Regions from separate parts of the Homo sapiens genome. Here region 1 is linked to region 2. Evidence: chromatin loops called from intact Hi-C (ENCODE). Cell type or tissue: Caco-2. All regions are shown on one strand. Each heading gives the region's core, and the rest is flanking DNA. Links, peaks and the distances in the headings are about the cores only. Region 1 has its middle 80 kb from the start of DBX2. Region 2 overlaps ANO6 (anoctamin 6).

What was found. A loop is a pair of places that touch in the nucleus more often than their neighbours do. Peaks named below come from ENCODE experiments on the same cell type or tissue, not always from the same donor. Only the 100,000 strongest peaks of a DNase experiment are listed, where the experiment ranks them.
Region 1: a loop joins it to region 2, with 4 times the contacts of the local background. A loop is called at or near these places in 1 of 110 quality-filtered maps.

What each region holds. Positions count from the first base shown.
Region 1 is chr12:45,126,860-45,134,365 of GRCh38, forward strand. No RefSeq gene overlaps it. Among named protein-coding and RNA genes, the nearest start is that of DBX2, 80 kb to the left of the region's middle. RefSeq lists an enhancer at 4,182-4,231. In Caco-2, for the core only: a CTCF peak has its summit at 4,129 (motif pointing right); a DNase peak (open chromatin) is centred at 4,132.
Region 2 is chr12:45,255,656-45,263,161 of GRCh38, forward strand. The region is part of intron 1 of ANO6 (anoctamin 6); the gene reads left to right. Among named protein-coding and RNA genes, the nearest start is that of ANO6, 43 kb to the left of the region's middle. RefSeq lists an enhancer at 1,605-2,105. In Caco-2, for the core only: no CTCF peak of the experiment used is centred there; a DNase peak (open chromatin) is centred at 4,726; H3K4me3 peaks cover 859 bases.

The DNA of each region.
Region 1 (7,506 bases), core at 1,662-5,661, 130 kb before region 2:
GCCTACAAAAAGTTAAAGCTTAAGGCACTGTAAGATTATATGACTTGTGAATCACCAAAGAGTAACTAAATAATGGCTAATCCTGATCTATGATTTGGATGTGTTGTGTGGTATTTAACAGCTGCAAAGATTTGAGTGTGTTGTGTAGTACTTAACAGCTGCAAAGTAGTAAAAAGGTATCGAACTGTAGTTCTCAGTCCTATCTTTGCAACTCTAGGTCTGTGAATTGGGACAAGTCAATTCATCATCCCTGCCTTCCTTCCTTCATGCATTCACCAAGAGAGGCAATGAAGATACAAACATGATTTAGCCAAAGTCTCACAAGAAATCTCTGATTGTCAGTTTCCTTATTGGTAAAATGGGGCTTTCTTAATGAGGATTAAAGAAAACAAAGTATGTCAAAGTACTTCATAAATGACTAAGAGCCATATAGATGTTAAATGTTATTATAACATTTTTATGCCCATTTTTTACCCCATTTTCACCCCATTTTCTCACCCTTTTGCTTTCTCTCTCCCTCTCTCTCAATATTTTTATTCCTGAACAGTTTAAAGATTAGTTACATCATCATGGCCCATCATTCCTAAATAATTCAGTGTGTTTCCTAACAATAGGAGTATTTGCTTACTATATTTATAACTATAGTACAATTTTCAACTTTAGTAAATTTGGCATTGATACAGTACTTTTATCTAATTTGCCATCCATATTCCAATCTTGTCAATTGAGATAGTAATGTCCTTTATAGCATTTTTTTTCTCCTCCAGTACAGATCTCAGCCTAGATCAAGTATTTATTTGTTATGTATTTTATAGTCTCCTTTTATCTAGAACACTTCCACAGCCTTTCTTCGTCTTTTATGATGCTGACATTTTTAAAGACTACAGACCTCCTCTTTTTTAAAAGAGAAAATTCCTAATAATTCTCTATTTCATTTTTTAATAATTATTTTGTATTCATCCATTTAAGCTTCTCTTCCTACCACTGGGAATCCAAAAGCCATCTCTGCATGAAAAAAAAAAAAACAGTACACACAGTGGTTGCCACCATGTCTGACTCGCCACCATGATAATGTAATGTTGATTTCTGTCCCCCTCCTCTTCTGCCCTCTTTCTCCCCCTTGTTCTTCTATTGTTCTGTTGATCCTTAGACTGCAACATCCTTTCCTATTATCTGAACTAAATGGATCATGGACAGAAGGTCGTGTCTGCTCCCATCATTCACATAACAAGGAGAAAGGGATGAGGAAGAGCTCATGGCTCTGACAATTCTACAAGAGAACACAATTACTTTTTGCTAATGGTTCTAAATCACCCTTGATTATGGTATTCCCCCACCTTCCTAATCCTTTTTAATTTCCTCCTACTAAACAAAAGATTTCCATCACAGTTGCCCTTCAGAGTTTCAGCACACTTCCTTGAACCTTATTTCATTTGACCCTTAGAACAACCAAATGTATTAGGTAGGATTTATTATCACCATTTTACACATAAGGAAACAGAGGCTCAAACCCATCAAGTGATTTTCCACAAGCTCAGGCGCTTAGATGTAGTAGATTCAGGCTGAATGAAATCCAAGGCTTCTTATTGCTTGTCCAATGCATGCTCACTACATCTTCATGCCTCTTTTATACCTGCAGATCTTATGTGTGGTGGCATTCACCCTGGCATGGTGGGTCAAGATGCAATGCACTGAGGTCAATCTGTGCCTTTCCTTTTATGGAAAATAGTGTAGGTATTTTTAAATAGTACATTTCGGATATATGGTTCTGAAGCTATTATTTAAACATATTTGAAATTTGGCAAAAATATAGAAATACATTTGTTGTAATATGCATTTAGAAAATGTGAAAGAAATATATAGCTCTGAGAAATGTTCCACAAGTGTCCATTAAAATTAGTTTCAGGTGTCAAGAATAACAGCTTTTAAGTAAAGAGTTCATTTTGTAAGTATAATAACTTGCAAATATGCACAGTCATGAAAAACAAACAGGAGACAAGGAAAGAATTTAAAAGATCCTGCCCGGCCTCCTTATTAACAGCAGAACAAATGCTCTTAGGAATACACAAATTTTTTTAGAGGGGGGCATTAACTACCTCATTTTACAAAAGTGGAAACTAAGAGAGAGTCTTAAGTGTCTTATATGTGGCCACACTAGTGATTTGAAACAGCCCTGGAGCTGGGTGCACCTGTAATCCCAGCTACTCGGGAGGCTGAGGTGGGAGGGAGGCTGAGGCGAGAGGATTGCTTGAGCCCAGGAGACCAGCCTAGGCAACACAGCAAGACCTCTATCAAAAGCAAAGCAAAGCAAAGAAAAGAAAAAAAAAAAGCAAAGAAAAAAGAAAAGGAGGCCGGGCGCCGTGGCTCACGCCTGTAATCCCAGCACTTTTGGAGGCCGAGGCGGGCAGATCATGAGATCAGGAGATCAAGACCATCCTGGCTAACACACGGTGAAACTCCGTCTCTACTAAAAAATACAAAAAAATTAGCTGGGCGTGCTGGCGGGCGCCTGTAGTCCCAGCTACTCGGGAGGCTGAGGCAGGGGAATGGTGTGAACCTGGGAGGCGGAGCTTGCAGTGAGCTGAGATCGCACCACTGCACTCCAGCCTGGGCGACACAGGGAGACTTCGTCTCAAAAAAAAAAAAAAAAAAAAAAAAAAAAAGAGGGAGAGAAAAGAAAAGAAAAGAAGGAAAGAAGGAGGGAGGGAAGAAAGGAAGGGAGGGAGGGAGGGAGGTAGGGAGAGAGAGAAAGAGAAGAAAGAAAGAAAGAGAGAGAGAGAAAGAAAGAAAGAGAGAAAGAAAGAGAAAGAATAGAAAAGAAAAGAAAAGAAAGAAAAAGAAAGAGAAAGAAAGAAACATCCATCCCTGAGAGTAGACTTTGTATCTCACGGCTGCTAGTCCAATGCACTTGCCTACATTTTATGAATGTTTTATGGGATATAAATTAAATTCTTTTTAATCCTCCCATATAAGATAAAACTATATACTTCCCTAAGTTATATAGAGCCAAGATAGACTTTTAGAAATATTTAATAAGTGGCCAGTTACGGTGGCTCATGCCTGTAATCCCAGCACTTTGGGAGGCCAAGGCAGGTGGATCACTTGAGGTCAGGAGTTTGAGACCAGCCTGACCAACATGGTGAAACCCCGTCTCTACTAAAAATACAAAAAAAAAAAAAAAAATTAGCCAGGTGTGGTGGCATGCACCTGTAATTCCAGCAACTTGGGAGGCCGAGGCAAGAGAATCACTTGAACCTGGGAGGCAGAGGCTGCAGTGAGCCAAGATCATGCTGTTGCACTCCAGCTTGGGCAACAAGAGCAAAACTCTGTCTCAGGGGAAAAAAAAAGAGAAAGAAATATTTAATATTGAAATAAACAAATACCTTTTTATTTTTTAAAAAAGAAAATTCATCATATGGGGTCTCCACTGAGGAAAATGTAGGTGAGATACTTTTAGCTTCAGGTAAGTAAAAGAGAGTAAAGTGTGCTAGAACTGCCTTTGCTTCTTCAAGGATTTTCTCAAAGTGGGCAGTCAGCTGGGGCTTAAAGTGTTTGTGACAATCAGATCCTTTTCAAGTTAATTTTTGTTTATGGTTCAAGGTAACAGTTGGGTTTATTTTCTGTAGATGGATGTTCAATTGCACCAGCACCATTTGTTTGATGTTCTGAACAGCAAGATGTAAGATTAACTGCAGAAAGTGTCAAACAATAAAACAGCACATAGCCAACATATATATCATAGAAGCAAGCATTCTTCCCCTTTAAGTAGACTTCCCTAGGAAATATAATTAATCTTTTAAAAACTGACCCAGATAAAATGGAGAACTTGTTTTCTCTCAAAATATAGTGAAAGGAAAGGTAAGTGCCCATGTTATTGTACATCATAAATGTTTTCATTAAGAATTTTCTTAAATCACAAATAGGAGTTAAAGAGAATAAAATTTCAAGAAGCACATGTGAAGCAATTGTTAGAATTCATCAAACATACAAGGTATAAGATTAAAGAGTATAAAATCTACAACTCACTTACTTAAGTGAGTGGGCCATAAATGCTCCAGTTCCAAAATGATTTGCCAGTTCACAGTGAGTTTAATTGTTCAAAAGCTGTCCACTTGGTGGCACCATGGTGCTGCCGCAGGAATGAGCCTGTTGATTTGGGTATGGGTTCAGTTAGGGACTGACTTCTTACATAGGGTTTTAGGACTCTTAAACATGCGGTCATACCGCAGTACCTGCCAACAACAAACAATTGCCTTAGTCATTTGCACAAGGGAAGAAAAAGAAAAAGACATTTTACATTGTTCAAGCAAAGGCAAAATGGACAGGGTTTAAGTGGACTTGTAGGGCAGGCTGCACAAGTAGATGGATGAAAGACAGTGCAGCATGTCTTTTTATCCACATTCTTAGGCAAAAATGCCTCTGCAGGGTTTTTTTTTCTTTTCTCTCTCTTATGAGTTGATTCTAAGCAGAAAAATTGACACTAAGCAACTTCAGCCCAGTGAAAGTTCAAGCTGAGCTGCATTTGCCCCTTAATATATATTGAGTGCCTGCTATGCCATCATTATTGGGCACTTTAAGTTACATTATAGAAGGCAAAACATAGTTCTTATCCTTGATGTCTTGCAGTCCACCCAGGAAGGTAAGATGTATGCATGAAGCAGTAATTGCTCAATTGTGTGCTGAAGACAGTGCTAACTGGAAGGCATAATTAGGAATGACTTCACTACAGTCTTTCAGTAGGTGGGACTCTGGCTGGTCTTAGAGAATGGCTTCATTGTGGAAGGCAGCAGATTTCTGCACAGCTGAGTAGAAACAGTGCAGGAGGGACCAGGGCTTCCATCACAGTCACTCTAGTGACATGGTTGGGGAAGGAGGAAGTCAGAGTCTCCTGCTCTGTAGCAGCCTACTGGAGAAGCAGCAGCCATCCCAGCTGGGTTTCCCAGCCCCTCCATCCAGCTGATTCACCACTCAATAAATCTGTTGACTCATAGATTGATTTTTAAATTATGTTGACTTTTTTCTTCCAGATATTAGAGTGAACACAATCGATTGATTTGTTTAATTTATAATTTATATAGTTGAGTTCAACATTTAGACACTAAATGTGTGGGATGTGTATAAATGAATTTGGAAAGTGAGGAACCTGGAGAATACATTCTACACCTCTTAGAAGAATGTTGATGGCATTTAATAGCTTGTCCCTCAATCCATATTGAAGTGTGTAGAGGCAAAATGATTTTAAGTGTAGGATATGCCTTTTAAAATATTTCAACAAAGAAAAAAGTACATAGTGCAGTGTGCCACAGTTTTAATAATTGTTGATTCTGGCTGATGAGTATGTGAGGATTATTGTACTATTCTGTTTTTATGTGCATTTGAAATGTTTTATAGTACTTGGGGGTTGCTGGCAAGATGGTCAAACAGGAAGAGCTCAGGTCTGCAGCTCCCAGCGAGATCGACGCAGAAGGCAGGTGATTTCTGCATTTCCAACTGAGTTACCTGGTTCATCTGATTGAAACTGGCTGGACAGTGGTGCAGCCCAAGGAGGGCGAGCGAAAGCAGGGTGGGGAAGTGCAAGGGGTCCGGGAACTCCCTGTCCCAGCCAAGGGAAGCCATTAGGGACTATACCGTGCACTCTCACACAGATACTGCACTTTCCCTACAGTCTTGGCAACTCCAGACCAGGAGATTACTTCTGGTGCCTACACCACCAGGGCCCTGGGTTTCCAGCACAAAACTGGGAAGCCATTTGGGCAGACACTGAGCTAGCCACAGGAATCTTTCTTCATACCCCAGTGGAACCTGGAACACCAACAAGACAGAACCATTCACTCCCCTGCAAAGGGGGGCTGAAGCCAGGGAGCCAAGAAGTCTGGCTTGGCAGGTCCCACCCCCATGGAGTCCAGCAAGCTACGATCCACTGGCTTGAAATTCTGCCTGCCAGCACAGCAGAGCTGTGCTCAACAGTATGAGCTCAACCTAGGATGCTTGAGCTTGGTAGGGGGAGGGGAATCCACCATTGCTGAGGCTTGAGTAGACAGTTTCACCCTCACAGTGTAAAGAAAGCCACCAGGAAGTTTGAACTCGGCAAAGCCCACCCAAGCTCAGCAAGTCAGCTGTGGCCAGACTGTCTCCTCTCTGGGCAGGGCATCTCTGAAAACAAAAAGGCAGCAGCCCCAGTCAGGGACTGGGGGAAGGGGCGGTTGTGGGTGCAGCTTCAGCAAACTTAAACATCCCTACCTGGTAGCTCTGAAGAGAACAATGGATCTACCAGCACAGTGTTTGAGCTCTGATAAGGGACAGACTGCCTCCTCAATTGGATCCCTGACCCCCATGTGTCCTGACTAGAAGACACCTCCCAGTAGGGGCGGACAGACACCTCATACAGAAGAGCCCTGGCTGGCATGTGGCGGGTGCCCCTCAGGGAGGAAGCTTCCAGAGGAAGGAACAGGCAGCAATCTTTGCTGGTCTACAGCCTCTGCCGGAGACAGCAAACTCCAGCAGACCTGCAGCAGAAGGGCCTGACTGTTAGGAGGAAAACTAACTAACAGAAAGGAATAGTATCAACATCAACAAAAAGGACGTCCACTCAGAGACCCCATCCAAAGGTCACCAACTTCAAAGACCAAAGGTAGATAAATCCACAAAGATGGGGAGAAACCAGGGCAAAAACGCTGAAAATTCCAAAACTTAGTATGCCTCTTCTCCTCCAAAGGATCACAACTCCTCACCAGCAAGGGAACAAAACTGGACAGAGAATGAGTTTGACGAATTGACAGAAGTAGGCTTCAGAAAGTGGGTAATAACAAACTCCTCCGAGCTAAAGGAGCATGTTCTAACCCAAAGCAAGGAAGCTAAGAACCTTGAAAAAAGGTTAGACGAATCACTAGTATAGAAAAGAACATAAATGACCTGATGGAGCTGAAAAATGCAGCGTGAGAACTTCATGAAGCATACACAAGTATCAATAACCAAACTGATCAAGCGGAAGAAAAGATATCAGGGATTGAAGATCAACACAATGAAATAAAGTGAGAAAACCAGATTAGAGAAGAAAGAGTGAAAAGAAACGAACAAAGCCTCCAAGAAGTATGGGACTATGTGAAAAGACCAACTCTATGTTTGATTGGTGTACCTGAAAGTGACAGGGAGAATTGAACCAAGTTGGAAAACACTCTTCAGGATATTATCCAGGAGAACTTCCCCAACCTAGCAAGGCAGGCCAACATTCAAATTCAGGAAATACAGAGAACACCACAAAGATACTCCTTGAGAAGAACAACCCCAAGACACATAATCATCAGATTCACCAAGGTTGAAATGAAGGAAAAAATGTTAAGGGCAGTCAGAGAGAAAGGTCAGGTTACCCACAAAGGGAAGCCCATCAGACTAACAGTGGATCTCTGGGCAGAAAACCTACGAGCCAGAAGAGAGTGGGGGCCAATATTCAACATTCTTAAAGAAAAGAATTTTCAACCCAGAATTTCATATCCAGCCAAACTAAGC
Region 2 (7,506 bases), core at 2,266-6,265:
GGGAGTTACAACTAGTAGATTGTAATAGAATTAATGCAACAACCGTAGAATACATATTTTAGTGGCAGTGCTTGTTAAGAGGGGAAACTGTGACTCCATGAGCTCCTCCTGGATGGATCATACATCTCCATCTCCATCTGGCCCCAGGTTTTCTCCCTGGGTGTTTTTTTTTTTTTTTTTTTTGAGACTGAATCTCGCCCATTCGCACAGGCCAGAGCGCAGTGGCGGGATCTCGGCTCACTGCAACCTCTGCCTCCTGGGTTCAAGCAATTCTGCCTGAGCCTCCCTCCCGAGTAGCTGGGATTACAGGCATGCACCACTACCCCCACCTAATTTTTGTATTTTTTAGTAGAGACAGGGGTTTTGCCATGGTGGCCAGGCTGGTCTCAAACTCCTGACCTCAGGTGATCCGCCTGTCTCGGCCTCCCAAGGTGCTGGGATTACAGGCATGATCCACTGCATCCAGCCTCTCCCTATGATCTTGAAGTGACTGCATCTCTTTTTATGATCAGGATGCTATAACATTGAACATGCCCATGTGTATACACAACACATGGGTAGACACTGTTGGCAGAGATGACCAAATATGAAGAATTCACAGTATTTTTTGTTCCTGGCCTCATCAAACACTGCCACAGTAATCATTTAAGATTCTGGTGCTTTCCTGGTGTTCTAAACCACATTTACGTATGGCAGTGCAGGTAATTTATTTTCATATCCGTCTGTTTGTCATTGCATTGGTACCTTGGAAAGGTTAGTGTTTTCCATTTATTTGATTGTTACTACTGTTAATCATTACAAAATCTTATTATTGCTGCTCATATATAGATCAGGACAAGCAAATTTGATTTCTAGCTTTCTAATGTGGTAAAAAAAATCATAGAGGAAACTTCATATGCAAATTTAAGTAACTGACAGAGAATATATATGGACACAAACTCTTGCTATTATAATCATATTGTGACCTCAGCCACCCTTTGTATAGCCCAAGTAATGACTGTTTGATATTTATTATAAAGCATATTAAATTCCTTGATTAACTGAACCTTTCATTCCTCTTTTTTGTTTCATGCAGCAGTGAAAATAGATTGTTCTATTATCATCCTTGCCAGGAAATTTATAAAATGTATAAAATTATTCATAAATGTATTTTAAACTGAAGATATATTAATGTATTATTGGGTGTACTGAGCAGAAAACATTTCTTTTCACATTTGAATGGCAGGCACATGATTATACATTCACTTCCTACTGAATATTAATCATCAATTCCATGTGGCTGGTGGATAAAGCTCTGAGAGGCAGCCAGGAGATGCAAATTCTTGCCCTCATCATGGACTTTTAATGTGATTTTGTTTAATGTTTAAAATCAACTGAGAGACCTTTGAATTAAAAAAAAAAATCATTCTTTCCAAGAAGTCTAGGGGCAGTATGGGCTCAGGATTGGGTTATTATAACTTCTATTGCTCTCTTGGCGTGCCTGCTTCGTCTGTTCAACTTGAAACACTGTTTTAATTCAAGCTCTAACCTTGGTTGGCTTCTGTTCTCACATTTCTTGCATGTTTTCTGAGGGCAGTCTCATTCACACTTGCAGTTTCAGATCTGTTCCTAGAGCTTCAGAGCCCCATCCAGGCCATCTCCACCAGGGTGCACCCCTCTGCCCAGCCTAATCTCCTTGCTCATTGTTAACCCCAGTCTGCCCGTCCTGGGGCCACCCCAGTCTGATGTGCCACAGACTCTTCAGCACTCAGCATAGAGTAGGCACTTGGAATGATTTCGGTGATTTAGTTCACAGTTGAACTTGTTATTTCCTCCCCCACACCACAAGTTGCATCCCTTCTGTGTGCTCTCTGTGAATGGCATCCCCATTTCACCCACTCTCCCTGACTTCCCCTTTTTCCTCTACCACTCTGCTTCGTCTTTTTGCTCGATGTCCTTTAAATTCTGCCTTCCATGTTTCCTGAGGCAGTTCCCTGCCCTCCCCACCACACATCACTGCCTTGGTTCTAGGCTCTTGTGTCTCACCTGGACTGTGGCCATCTCTCTTAGTTTGTGTTTCAGCCTTCCAATCTCGTCTCCTCAAATCTGTCTTCCTTCATACTGTTGCCAAATTTATCTGTCCAAAGCATATATCTGAACATGCCACCCTCCTAAACTTACAAGTCTTCAATGAAGAAAACTGCAAACTTTGCGAAGATTATAAAAAGATTGAAATGAAAGCCAGGAGTTTTATGTGCTCTCTATATGGGAAAACAATATAGTAATGGGTTTGGTTTTTTTTCCAGGTTTATTTTTAGGTTTATCACAATGCTTATCAAATTCCCAAAGCGATTTTTCTGAGAAAATTGGAAAAAGTAATTCACTTATAAATTAAACACATGAGAATAAAGAAAAAAAATGAAGTATTTGAAGAAAACTTGGTTTGGAATCTCTCAGCTCTGCTATTAAATACATATTAATCAGTCGTGTGGTGTTGGACACCCTTCCCCCAACTTTGTCCTCCTAAAAATGAATTACAATGAATAATTGTGAATTACTAAGAATTATTTTGAGGATAATGCATGTAGTGTATTCAGTATAGTGCCTGATGCTAGTAAATACTTAATTTTAGCAAAATCAAAGTAGAATACAAACCACAGTTACATACACATGCATACTTATTAACATAACACATAAGGATGAGAGAATAGTAATAATGTTGCCTCTATATGATGGAGTTGTGAGTTTGTCGTCTTCTTGCCTTTTCTCCATTTTTTTACAATAATCATGTTACTTTTCTAAGTAGAAAAGGGAGAAAAAATCTTTCAGTGATTTTCACCTCTGGGATATGTCCACGTTCCCTACCTCATTTGGTGCCCTCTATCCTCATACTCCTCTTTACTTCTCTCTCCTCACCTCTTACATGTGCCTTCTGCCTCCCTATTTAGTCACCACGAATCCTGAATTACTGCCTTCCCTGTACACTGTGATTCTGCTGCATGCCTTGCTGTCCCCCTGCCAATAATGTCCCCACCTCCACACACCAATTTTGTCTAGTTTATTGCCACTCCTCCCCTAAGATTTTGCTTAAAAATCACTCATCAGGTTTGAGCATTAGGACACTTGTATTAAAATTAACTGATTGTGTGTTTGTTTCCCCCAAAGGAATGTTTTCCTCCAGAATAGAGACTGTAAACTACGAGCTGGAAATAAAAGATTGTTAAGTTATAGTCCATGCCCTCAGGTTGCCGACAGTCTGATAGAGAAAGGGATGTGACTGCATGAAAGTAATAAATATTGTAGGATCTCTGATTCAAGTATCTTCAGAAAATGGTGGGACAGGAAGAGGGGAGTAATTTGCCCTTCTTGGGGAAGGGGTGGATTAGGGTGATGGGTTCATAAAGTTTCCATTATTTTCATTTAAGAGGTGATGCTTGAACTGCAGAATAGATGTTTCCTGGGCAGAGAACATGGGGACAAGTGTTACAGGCAGAAGCTTTACATGGAACAAAGGCAGGATGTTGGAGGACAGTCCAGCATTCAGAATGGTGAAGCATTAAGTTTGAGGTGGTGTCCCCATGGTGCTTGGCACATAGTACAAGCTCAAGGATTTTGAACTAAACAGTATGCTTTTTCCTGGTTTCTGTGTATAGGGTTTAGGGGTTTGTGTATCCCTAGAAGTTGTATGTAATATTTTGCATTTATGTGCTTTTGAAAATTTTTCAGGGGAGCGAGTCATTGGATTTCACTAGATTCTCTCAGAGGATTTCATGAACTATAAAAGGTTAAGAACCACGATTTTAACAGTACACCCTAGAAATGGATAAGGTGAGATGTAGAGGATAGAAACTGATGTGAAGACAAATACCTCCAGCTGCAATTGGCAGGGATGCCCCTGGGCATTCACAGGGCAGGTACTCACCTGCTGGAGCCACGGAGGGCCTGGTTGCAGTGGGTACTTCTGATAATGGCTCTGCACACGCTTTTCCACCTCCTTTCAGCAAACAGGCTTATTCCTGCCTCTTTATTTGCTCCAACTAAGCCATTATAGTATGCCTTCTCTGATAGTCAAAGCAACTCTCCAGGGCAGGAAACATGATGGGGTTGAAAGACTGGAGAGAGAATGGAAACACCATATGTTCTATTCTGAAAATAAAGTAAGAGATAAATATGTGAGGAGAACAGGAAAGCATGTACAGCAACCAAAGCAATTCAGTGGCAATGGCATTAAATAGACTGCGTTAAAAGGCTGCAACAGCACTAGCCTCCCACAGGCACTGTAGGTCAGCTCATTCATTCCTCCATGGCGAGTAAAGAGATGTGGGAATTATCCAACTCCTCGAATCCTGCCCAGGCAGATTCAGTGTCCTTCTTTGCCCTCTGTGCAGCTGTAATAACCTTGTATATACTTTTGTTCTAGAACATACTGCACTGTGGCAGAATTGTTGATAATTCTTTTCTTCCATAAGGAAAAAATGGCTGATTTTTGAAAGCCGAGCACTTAGCGCTGGGCTCAGTACATGTTTACTGAAAGAAAAAGGTTGAGTTTTATAGCCCAAAGGTAGTGAAGTCAGTTTGTACAGTTCAGCCTGTACAAAGGTAACCTTAAACAGCTGAAGATTTCCATTATCCTTGCTTTGTCAGCTTCTTTCCTCCTTTGCCCAGTGAGGCACTCAAGTAAGAGCTAATCAAGGAAGGAAGCAGGCAGATCTTTTGCAAAGATAGGGGCTGCTCTTTTGAAGGGAGGGATTTGGTGCAGTGTTGAATCTGATGCAATCTCAGACTCGATCAGCTTGCTAAACAATGTTGGCAATTGCAAGGCAAAGCAAAGGACAAAGGTTATGGGAGCAAATAGGAGGGCACTGTGGGTCACACTTGGATTTGTTTCAGGGGCACTGCACACCCTCATCAGTCAGAATCAAGTAACCTCCCAAAGCATAATAATGTGTTGCATTTTTCAGAGCTCTCTGGGATGCATGAATTAGGTGCTAGTCTTATGCTATCACAAGTCCTGCTCAGAGGGATTCAGAGGCCATCCAGTTAACAGAATGTAGGGAGAGCTTGAAGAGAGGATTGAGAGGAACCACTGATACGTTTAAAGGAATGAAAGATTTTATCATTTGTATTGAGTTTTTAGTTTTATTTTTATTTTTATTTATTTTTTTTTAAGAGACGGGGTTTCTTGCTCTGTCACCCAGGCTGGAGTGCAGTGGCGCCATCTTGGCTCACCACAGCCTCAAACTGTTGGGCTCAAGCAATCCTCTTGCTTCTGCTTCTTGAGTAACGAGGACTGCAAGCATGTGCCACCGCAACCGGCTGTTTTTTTTGTTTGTTTGTTTGTTTTGTTTTGTTTTGTTTTTTTGGTAGAGATATGGGGGTCTTGCTGTGTTGCCCAGGCTGGTCTTGAAATCCTGGCCTTAAGTGATCCCCCAGCCTTGGCCTCCCCAAATGTTACGTTTACAGGCATGAGCCACCATGCCAGGTGTGAATGAAAGGTTTGAAGAGAAACCTAAGGGTGATATCAGGATTCCAGGCATGTGAAGGACACAGAGAATATTTTCCAGTTATTGAGGAACAAAGAATAGGAAAATTGGTTTGCATTTTATGAGGGCTTCTGAGGAGTGAAACTCGAAAAGGATTCAGAACATCTTCCCATTCTCCTATGATGTTAACTGTATTAGTTCTAGGTAGAGGGCCGTTTTTAGTATTTCACTTGCTATCCTGGATTGGACACTTGATCTAAAGAGGGGAAAGGAAGGAAATTAATGATATTGATTGGACAACTGCTGTTAGCACGCTCAGGGTTTCCTCCAGCTCTGATTTGCAAATATCATCTTGTTTACCCAAGAGGGAAGCATTTTTATCCCCATTTATTTGTGGGACAACTGAGGCCAGGAACACTCACAGTTGTATGCATGATAAGTGGCAGTCCTGGCTCTGTTACTTCAGTCCTGAGTTTGTGTAACTCCAAAGGACTTGCTTCTAATTTATTTGTAAATGTATCAAGTTTAGTGTTTATTGAGGCCATTTGGATGTCTCAGTCTCTTTGAGGTGTTGCAGACTGGCTCATCACAGGTTCTGAAAGTCTTTCACCTCTGAGAACAACTGTGCATTTGATCCAGTTGGTCACTTGTGTGTCTAAAACAACCATCAGTTGCTGCTTCTCAGCCTGAGCAAAGCATACTTACGGTGCATCACATCTGAAAGGCATACTTTCTGGCAGAGCAAAAGCTAAATAATACATTTCAATTTTAAAAGGTACCGTTTTCACTTAAATGGCATGTTTTATGGACTATACAGTGAAGGCAAGCACAAATGATATGCAGTATACAAGTATAATACATCAAGGATCATAGCAAGGTAAATGATTTTGATCCACGTTTAACCTGCTGATAAGGAAACCTTTCTATCCATGCTGCTTGATGTCTTTTTCCAATTATACATATTATATGTGAGCCATTGTAGAAATTTTGGGAAATACAGAAAACTGCAAATAAAACAAAAATCACCCCAACACTACCCCTCAAAGATAAACCACCATGAATATTTTAGTATGCTGCTTTCCCGCCTTTTAAAAAAATGCAAATGTAGTTTTATATGGTTTAGACCTATGGTATCCTGCCTTTTCACTTAACTTGCCTCATAAGCACTCTCTGTTTATCTCTTTTATTGGGTTAAAGTATACATAACATAAAATTAACCATTTTAACCATTTTTAAGTGTACAATTCAGTGGCATTAAGTATATTCAGTGTTGTGCAATCACCACCACTATCCATTTCCAGAGCTTTTTTTTTTTTCTTTTTTGAGACGGAGTTTCGCTCTTGTTGCCCAGGCTGGAGTGCAATGGCGCGATCTCTGGCTCACCGCAATCTCCGCCTCCTGGCTTCAAGCAATTCTCTTGCCTCAGCCTCCCGAGCAGCTGGGATTACAGGTGTGTGCCACCACACCTGGCTAATTTTGTATTTTTAGTAGAGACAGGGTTTCTCCATGTTGGTCAGGGTGGTCTCAAACTCCCAACCTCAGGTGATCTGCCCGGCTCGGCCTCCCAGAGTGCTGGGATTACAGGCGTGAGCCACTGCGCCCGGCTTTCCAGAGCTTTTCATCATCAGCACTCCCTATATTTAAGAAGGCTTCACAAACCACATTTAATGGCTGAATAACATTCCATCACATAAAATTTACTTAAAGGTGTTTTCCAGAAGACATTCAACAGATATTTAGTTTGTGCTTATTATAAACTATACTTTGTGGCGAAAGTAGTGAACAAAACATGGCTTTTGTCCTTCAGGACCTGTTGGAGGAAATGGCCAATTAGTAGGCAGGTTGAGTCCTGTAGAGGGGCAAGTACATGGTCTATGGGATCATGTAGGAGGGGAACTTAACTTGAGGTATAATTTGCATAATCATTCCTTGATTGTTGCAGATCTAGCATGCATCAGATTTTTTTGCTGTTATAAATAATATTGAGAGAGATTTGTAGGTATAAATATTTGTCTATATTTCACATTATTTTGTGAAGTTCTTG